Regions from separate parts of the Mus musculus genome. Here regions 1 and 2 are each linked to region 3. The links are chromatin loops, found by intact Hi-C in ENCODE. Cell type or tissue: left cerebral cortex. All regions are shown on one strand. Region 1 holds the start of Rsl1 (regulator of sex limited protein 1). Region 2 holds the start of Zfp455 (zinc finger protein 455). Region 3 overlaps Rslcan18 (regulator of sex-limitation candidate 18).

What was found. A loop is a pair of places that touch in the nucleus more often than their neighbours do. Peaks named below come from ENCODE experiments on the same cell type or tissue, not always from the same donor. Only the 100,000 strongest peaks of a DNase experiment are listed, where the experiment ranks them.
Region 1: a loop joins it to region 3, with 2.9 times the contacts of the local background. A loop is called at or near these places in 2 of 42 quality-filtered maps.
Region 2: it touches region 3 in a loop (7-fold over the local background); 2 of 42 quality-filtered maps call a loop at or near these places.

The regions. Positions count from the first base shown.
Region 1 is chr13:67,172,084-67,174,583 of GRCm38, reverse strand. Rsl1 (regulator of sex limited protein 1) reads right to left here and starts at 1,402. Exons shown (of 4, transcript NM_001013769.1): 1 at 1,331-1,402. The coding sequence starts at 1,366. In left cerebral cortex, no CTCF peak of the experiment used is centred here; DNase peaks (open chromatin) are centred at 752 and 1,434; H3K4me3 peaks cover 1,280 bases; H3K27ac peaks cover 466 bases.
Region 2 is chr13:67,193,481-67,195,980 of GRCm38, reverse strand. Zfp455 (zinc finger protein 455) reads right to left here and starts at 1,475. Exons shown (of 4, transcript NM_001048204.1): 1 at 1,387-1,475. The coding sequence starts at 1,392. In left cerebral cortex, no CTCF peak of the experiment used is centred here; a DNase peak (open chromatin) is centred at 1,410; H3K4me3 peaks cover 1,022 bases; H3K27ac peaks cover 722 bases.
Region 3 is chr13:67,107,785-67,110,284 of GRCm38, reverse strand. Rslcan18 (regulator of sex-limitation candidate 18) reads left to right here. Exons shown (of 7, transcript NM_001256052.1): 3 at 2,232-2,315. Among named protein-coding and RNA genes, the nearest start is that of Rslcan18, 5.0 kb to the left of the region's middle. In left cerebral cortex, CTCF peaks have their summits at 1,318 (motif pointing right) and 1,521 (motif pointing left); a DNase peak (open chromatin) is centred at 1,598; H3K4me3 peaks cover 1,524 bases; H3K27ac peaks cover 1,061 bases.

The sequences.
Region 1 (2,500 bases), 64 kb before region 3:
CAACACAGATCACGAAGCAGCAACTCCTAGGTTGGGTCAAGAGTCAAAGAGTCTCTGAGTATGGAGTGAGGATTAAAGACAGGAGAGGCAGAAAAGATGCAGAGCCAAGAAATAGACTTGGGAGGATTGCTGGTCAATACCACAGCAGCCTCGAGTTTATTTTTCACCGCCCTTTTATACCTCATATTACCATGGGAAGCAAAGTTACAAGATAACAGAAACAATGGCAGAAATATACACAATGTCCATAAACTTCCTCAACAAGTCCAAGCCCTGATAATGTCATGTTGACCGGAACCATTTGGGGCCAAGCGGACACTCTCTTTTTAAAAAATTCTCGGGGCTGGTGAAATGGCTCAGCTGTTAAGAGCACCGACTGCTCTTCCAAAGGCCCTGAGTTCAAATCCCAGCAACCACATGGTGGCTCACAACCATCTGTAATGAAATCTGATACCCTCTTCTGGAGTGTCTGAAGACAGCTACAGTGTACTTACATATAATAAATAAATAAATATTTTTTTAAAAATTCTCAACTGTAAAGTAGGGATGGAGGTCCTGTCAAGTTTAGTAAACACAGCCCTCAAGGTGAAACATGGTGTGAGCTCCTTTTGATCCCACTCTGCCTTGTAGACATTCCTGCCTGTGTGTCCACTGCATGTGTTTCTTCAACCCTAGTCCAAGATTTTCCGTGCATTCAGACAGATATGTTGGCTATGTCCCAGAATTCCCCAACACGACAGCTGTTGTAACTCGGATTTTTCCTCTCTTAATTCTTTACTGGCAGCGAAAAATGAACACAGTCAGACCTCAAGGCCATTGCTATAAGCTGGCTACAGAGTACACGGGGACCAGAAACCCTTTTACTCTAAAGACACAAAGGACTCTGGCAGCATCCAGGTGAGATGGGGGCAGCCAGGGACGCGCGCTTCCAGCAATGCAGGTCTGTGAGCTCTGGCACTCTCTCAGGAGCAGGTAGTCAGCTCATCACCATTAGTTTGCAATCTAGTCCTCCACTACCAAGCTGCTCCAGTGTACCAGAGAACCAAGGCAGACTCGGGCTGCTCTCGGTGTTCTAAAGGAAACCTTCACTCAGGACACAATCCCAAAAGGCCAGTCCCCTCACTCCAAAACTGCAGCCTCAGTGGCCCCAGCCAGTTCAGCACAGCCAGTCCTGGCAGCTGCTTCCGCCCTCCCACCCAGTCCTCAAGCGCTCCCTCCAAGACAGAGCCCAGCTCCCGGCACTGAACCCCAGGCTATGCTGCTTCCTGAACCAACCTCCTTGACACAGATCCCGCACAGAGCCCCAGGCTACGCTGCTGCCTGGACCAACCTTCTTGTCAGAGACAACTGGAATAGATAGCCGCATACGATTTCCGCCCAACCTTAAGAAAGACGCACGAGTACAGACCTGAACTCAGAAGGGGATTTCCTGGAAGGCTCCCAGTGGTCACAGTGGTGCGGACTACATCTCCCAGAAGTCTGTGCGAAGGAAATCCCAGAACCCAGGGTGGGTGAAGTCTACTGTTTGGAGAGTTTTGTGGATGGGAACACACAGTTGAAGGTGCAAGGAGGAAGCCTTATCTGCAGAAAAGCTGTGGGTAATGAGATTGGTTTTCGACCCCAGAACCACATCGGAGATGTATGGATTTGAGTCAAGCCTTTGACAGAAACTTTTGGCTTACAAGTCATTTCTAGTAGTAATTTTAATATTACTACTTCCTGGCCGGGGGGGGGGGGACGGGACGGGGGGCACGTTGACTTAGTTGTTCGTTAAATAAACAAAGCAATACACTAACCAACGTGGCAAGGAAAACTAACTTTATAAAATGTTTGAAACCAGCCTTGGCGTTCCTGACTATGCTCCTAGCTCCTCAGTGGCTTTTGACAAATGGACTTGGGATACAAAGCTGGCTTGGTGTCTGCCCCAACAAACTTGTATACTGTTGTTTGTGTTTCTACTTTTTGAATATATAGAAACAATTCCTCCAGGGCATTGCTAATATTACACATACAGAAACACATGCTGTTTGAGCAGGCCAAGGAGGTTGACTCTGAAGATAAAATTTGACATCCCCATGCCACACCCAAGCATGTGTGTATCTAACATTCCTCTAAATCTCTTGTCCTGAGTTAATGCCCCGGACTCTCAGACATTGGAAAGAAGATCAACAAGAAGCCCATGGAGGCATTGATTAAAACCAGCTAACAGGCTACCTATGTCCAACAGAGACTACTACTGTTGATCTGTTGGTAGAAAGGTGTCTGTAATAAAAGCAGGTCACACATCCAGTCATTTCCCCTACTTGTTGTATGCAGGTGAGACATAAATGCACAAGGCTTTGAGTTGTACTGTAGAAACAAGAGTGTACAGAGCACAAACATTTTAAAGTGGTATACACCCTCACCACAATAGTTGAGTAGCCTGCAACTAGGATTTCCTTCTGAGAGCCCTCAGAAATCAGTGTACATGGGGCTGCTAACAAAACAGCCAGGGGATCAC
Region 2 (2,500 bases), 86 kb before region 3:
GGAAGAATAATCAAGCAAGGGAAAGAGGAGAGTCCTTCCTCACACAGTAAATCCAAACAAATAGTCACCCAAATGTACCATCTTTAACAAGAGCATGTTAGTGAAAACAAAGTTTGAATCCCACATGGATTGGGTCGGCAGAAGGGAAGCATGTGTACTTTGTAAGACACCAAAGTGTTGATTGCAGGGGTTTTCCACGGCTCTCACTGGAAGACATGGAATGAATCATAGAGAGTATTTCTCACGTCCATCAAGCATGATTAAATGTTTTCTGACACAGACTGAGGTAGCCTACATTGGCCTTGAATTTGCTATCAAGCAGGGGTTGACCAGAGGGTCCTGCCCCTCCCCCTCACAAATACAGAGATGACAGGAATGTGCCTCACAGTAGGCTCAAGTGTCTTTCTATCACAGGTCTGTTTACTTTAAGTCACAAGAATACACACAGGTCTGTGAGCTCTTCCTTACCCTGCTGACCTGACACAAAAGCCTGGCCCCCTAAAACAAGGCCACGCGAGATTTTCACCAGATACTAATACCCTGCTCATAAACGTTCTCAGGTTCAAGGCCTGATCAAGGCACGTTGACATAATCATAGTGTGCCAAGCAGACATTGTGTCTTATTTACAATTATTCAACCCTACTTTATGAACAGGAAACCTATCCAAGGTTTAAGGAAACCCAGCCCTCAAGGTAAAACCAGGTGGCAGGTTGCCTGCTTTGCTGACTTCCCTCTGTGTATCCACTACATGTGTTTCCTCACCTATAGTCAAAGACTCTCAGTGACCTCCCATCCTGGCAGATCTCTCTGCTCTGTTCCAGATTTTCCCATCTATGACCTGTTGGGACTTGGATTTTTATTCTCTCTTAATTCCTTAACTGATAGGGAAAATGAACATAATCAGGACCGTAGGAGGAGGCCAGGTACAGAGGATAGTGGGGCCAGGTACCCCATTTGCTCTAAAGGTACTGACTGGGGCATCTGACAGCATCCACCTGAGAATGGGGCAGCTAGGGGAGCATGCTTCCCAGCAAAGCTGTCAAAGAGTTCCCAGCACTGCCTCAGGTGCAAGTAGTCATCTCACCATCACTAGCTTGCAATCCTGACCCCTGCTACCAGTCTGTTCCTATGTCCAAGACACCCTGCGGTGTCCTATGAAAACCCTCACCTCAGACACAATCCCAATCGCCCCATTCCTGGTCCAGAACTGCAACCTCACGTGACCCAGCCAGATCAGCACAACAAATCCCAACAGCTTCTTTTCTTCCGTTCTCCCTCCAAGCCCAGGTCCGCTCAGTCCCCACCTTCCCCACACCCACTCTCCCCGCCTTTTCCCAGCCCGATGCTTGCACAAAGCCCCAGGCTGTGCTGTTTCATGAACCAACCTCCATGACAGAGACAACAGGCGTGTACAGCCGTTCAGGACTCTCGCAAAAACTTTGAGGAAGGCACAATGTACAAAACGAAAGCTAAAGTGGGATTGCCTGGATGGCTCCTCGTGATGGCACAGTTGCTTGGACTACATATCCCAGAAGTCTTTGCGAAGCTATTCCTGGAACTGAATGTGGTCTTTCCCTGGTCTTAGATTTGTAGCCTTCTCTCTGTTTTCTTTACTATTATACTATGGTAGGTACTATGGTAGGTACTTGGCCTACTTTAAAGCGCTCGACTCTAATGTAGACTCTGTCATAATACTCAGTATTGCAAATAAATAAATAATACTTGTTCCTTTGCAATTACACTCTGCATGAGACATACATGGATCAGATTCCACATCATGAAAAACAGTTTTGTGTAAATATTAGGATGTATATACTGTGGTTAGTTGGTCAGGGACACATTGAGAGTATAGATCATTTAACAAAGTTAAAACTTTAAAATGTTAATATATATTTAAGAAATTCCTTTTTAGTGGGAGCTGTACTACAATTTTAACGGTCTCCAATGGTTGTTCACAAACACAGGTACACATAAGCCACTGGGTATGTTTGCCCGTTGTTGATGTTGTTGTTCCTTCCCCTGCTCAGATTACACTTGGGAGGACACAGCTCCTGAGGTCACACTGGTATGTGTACTGGCCACTGGCCCATTATCCATTGTTAGAATTCTCTCTGCAGAGGTCTGATCTTTCTTACTCAATTTCCTTTCCCTGCTCTGATCTACAAGTGTTCCTATGTGACAATATTTTGAAAGTCAAAGCATCTGCCCTGAACTAACCTCAGTTTCTCAAAATCAGGACAGAGAAATGATTATTTCAAAAACAAATCAGAAATATCAAATAAGTTTATTGGAATTTGACAATCAAATACGTTAAAAAAAAACACCATACTCTGTAACCTGGAAGCCTCTGAGAGTTTCACTTTCATCTGTTTCTAAGAAAGACAATTCACTTCTCAACATGCCCATAGACTTTAATAGTCCCAAGACAGTCAAAGCCCAAAGTCTCTTGATGTTGTAATTCAATCAATTGCTTATTTCAAAGTGCTTACAAGATTACTC
Region 3 (2,500 bases):
AGAATCTGGGTTTGGTTTCCAACAAGCACATCATGGCTCTCAAGTACATGTAGCAGTAGTTCCAGAGGATCAGGTCCCTTAATCTAACATGCTCAGGCTAATGTACAAAAAAAGTACATGCATACATTCTACATACGTGTGTACACCGACATATACACATAAAATTGAAAGAAAATTATATAATTAAAATTTCCATTGGGCATGGTGATGCTCGCCTTTAATTCCAGCACTCAGGAGGTAGTGGGTGGTGGATCTCTGAGTTGGAGGCCATTCTGGTCTACTGATTTAGGTCTAGGACTGACAGGACTACACAGAGAAAACTTGTTTGGACTAAACCAAGAAAAGAACATTAAATAATAGGTTTTTACTTTAGAAAAGAAAGTGATATTTGAAGGTAATATTATTCCCTCACTTTAAAAATGTTCATACAAAATACATGAATAAATACCTGCTAAAAGTCATATTAAAAATATGTTCCTGAAAAATCCAGTAAAATCAACTGTTTGTGCAATTTTCAAGAGTCCCTATGGCCACCACATACTGAGCTAGTACCACTACCCCAGATACATTGTAGGAACCTTCATTAACACATCTCTCATCAGGAAACACATAGACATACTGGGAATGTAGTTTTGTACCTCTTCTGAAGACATACTTCGGATTGTTAACCTTGCAGGATTCTCTTGTCATTATTGCCTCCTTCTTTACCGCAGTGTAGTATTCATTTCCCGAGTACATTATAACGTAAATGTATTATATACCTGTCACCTGCTATGACTCAACTCATGATCAATCATTTCAAGGAAGTAGTAACAACAAAAACGCCATAGAGAGAAAATGTGAGTGGCTTATGGTGAGAGAAAATGAAATATGAACTTCCCAGTATGTCTGCTCAGAAATAGTTTCCTTGAGAATCAGTGTCTGTTGCAAGTACTAACATGTATAGAGTTTGTATATGATTTGACCTCAGCAGTGACAGATACAGGAGTGACAATCCTTATGAAAAGACAGGAGGGTACACACATCCATGCTGCAAAGTGGGTTTGTAGCTCATTTTGTGTTCCCGGGAACATATTTCTGAGACCACGGTATTCAGGGAATAATTTCTCTGTGTCCCTGCCACCACAAGACTGATTTTGGTTCTCCTGTGTGGGCTGTTTTCAGTGTCGCACACTAAAACCAAGGCCTCCTGACTTTATGGAACTTGTCACATCACCCAGCTTCCTCCAATTCCTTTTTGTTCTTTTCATTTCAATACAGGAGCAGCTGCCACCAGGTGGCTGCCGCCGAACCTGTCTTCAAAGCACATTCGAAAGACGTAGCGGTGACTTCCCATGTTAGTTTTTTGTAATTATCTCCAAGTAAAAATTGAGTCAAATGAACGTTTTCCTACAGTTAGCAGAGCTGAGTGAAACCACAGTAAAGTGACCAGAAATAACCAGTACACTTAATAAACATTAGCGTAAGGTTTCACATTCCAACATCACAGTTGTGAGCAGAAGACTTTAAAAGCAGCCTGATTTCCTTCCACTGTCTCCCTCTAGCGGCAGAACCTGTGTGTTTCCATCCTTTCACATAGGATTCAGCGACTCTTGGATCTCCATTACACAGACTTATGGGAAATGTAGTCTCCCTCGATGTGACGTAACAAGCAAGGGAAGCCAGAGCGCCTTTTGAGTTCTTTCTGCGCATGTTCCGCCCTTCATAGCGAGTCCTTTTCCACTTTGGACTCAAACAAGTTTCTAACTACCCTGCTGGAGTTGGATCTCTGAGGTGAAGGCTGGTTCAGGGTGCAGAGCAGCCCGCCAGGCCCGAGGGATTGTGCAGTGTGGACGGGTAGGTCCATCTTTAAAGGAGTTGTCACGGGGCATCTATGAAATAGGGAAAAGCTCACTTTGGAGGGGCTGTTCTAACCAAGGCTGGGCTGCTGAGTCAGGATTTAAGTCAGCGCTGCGGAGAGGACGGCGGCGATGGTGCTGGGAGCAGCCATCAGTCTACTGCTGCTTCAGACATGCTTCCCACATGGTGGAAAGAAAGGCAAGGCTGGGAGCTCTCTTTCCAGCTTGGCTGTGGAAGCATCCTGGTACTAGCTGACTCACTCTCTTCTGGCTGTAGCCAGGTTTCCCCGCTCGTCTAGAGAAAGTGGAGTTTCTGGTCACGACCGCACTGTATAGCAACGAAGTACTCGTGTTTATAAAGTTTGTAAAACATCTAGTGTTCTTGTTTATAAGGTTTATAAACTCTTACATTCTAGAAGAACGAGGAGAGGAAAAGGAATGGACAGGGACGATGAACCTACACTCGAGAAGGGCAAGGTTTGTCAGGACTTCTCTCACAAAATGTCTCTGAGGCACACAGACAGGAGGTGCGAGAGTTCTTGTGACTTCCACTCTATTCTGTTGTTCTAGGCTTGTGTCCAGAACCAGGTTCCACTGAAGGAGGGGGCAGTGAGATTCCATATTCCGATCAGGGGACTAGGTGATACGACGAAGCAATTCTT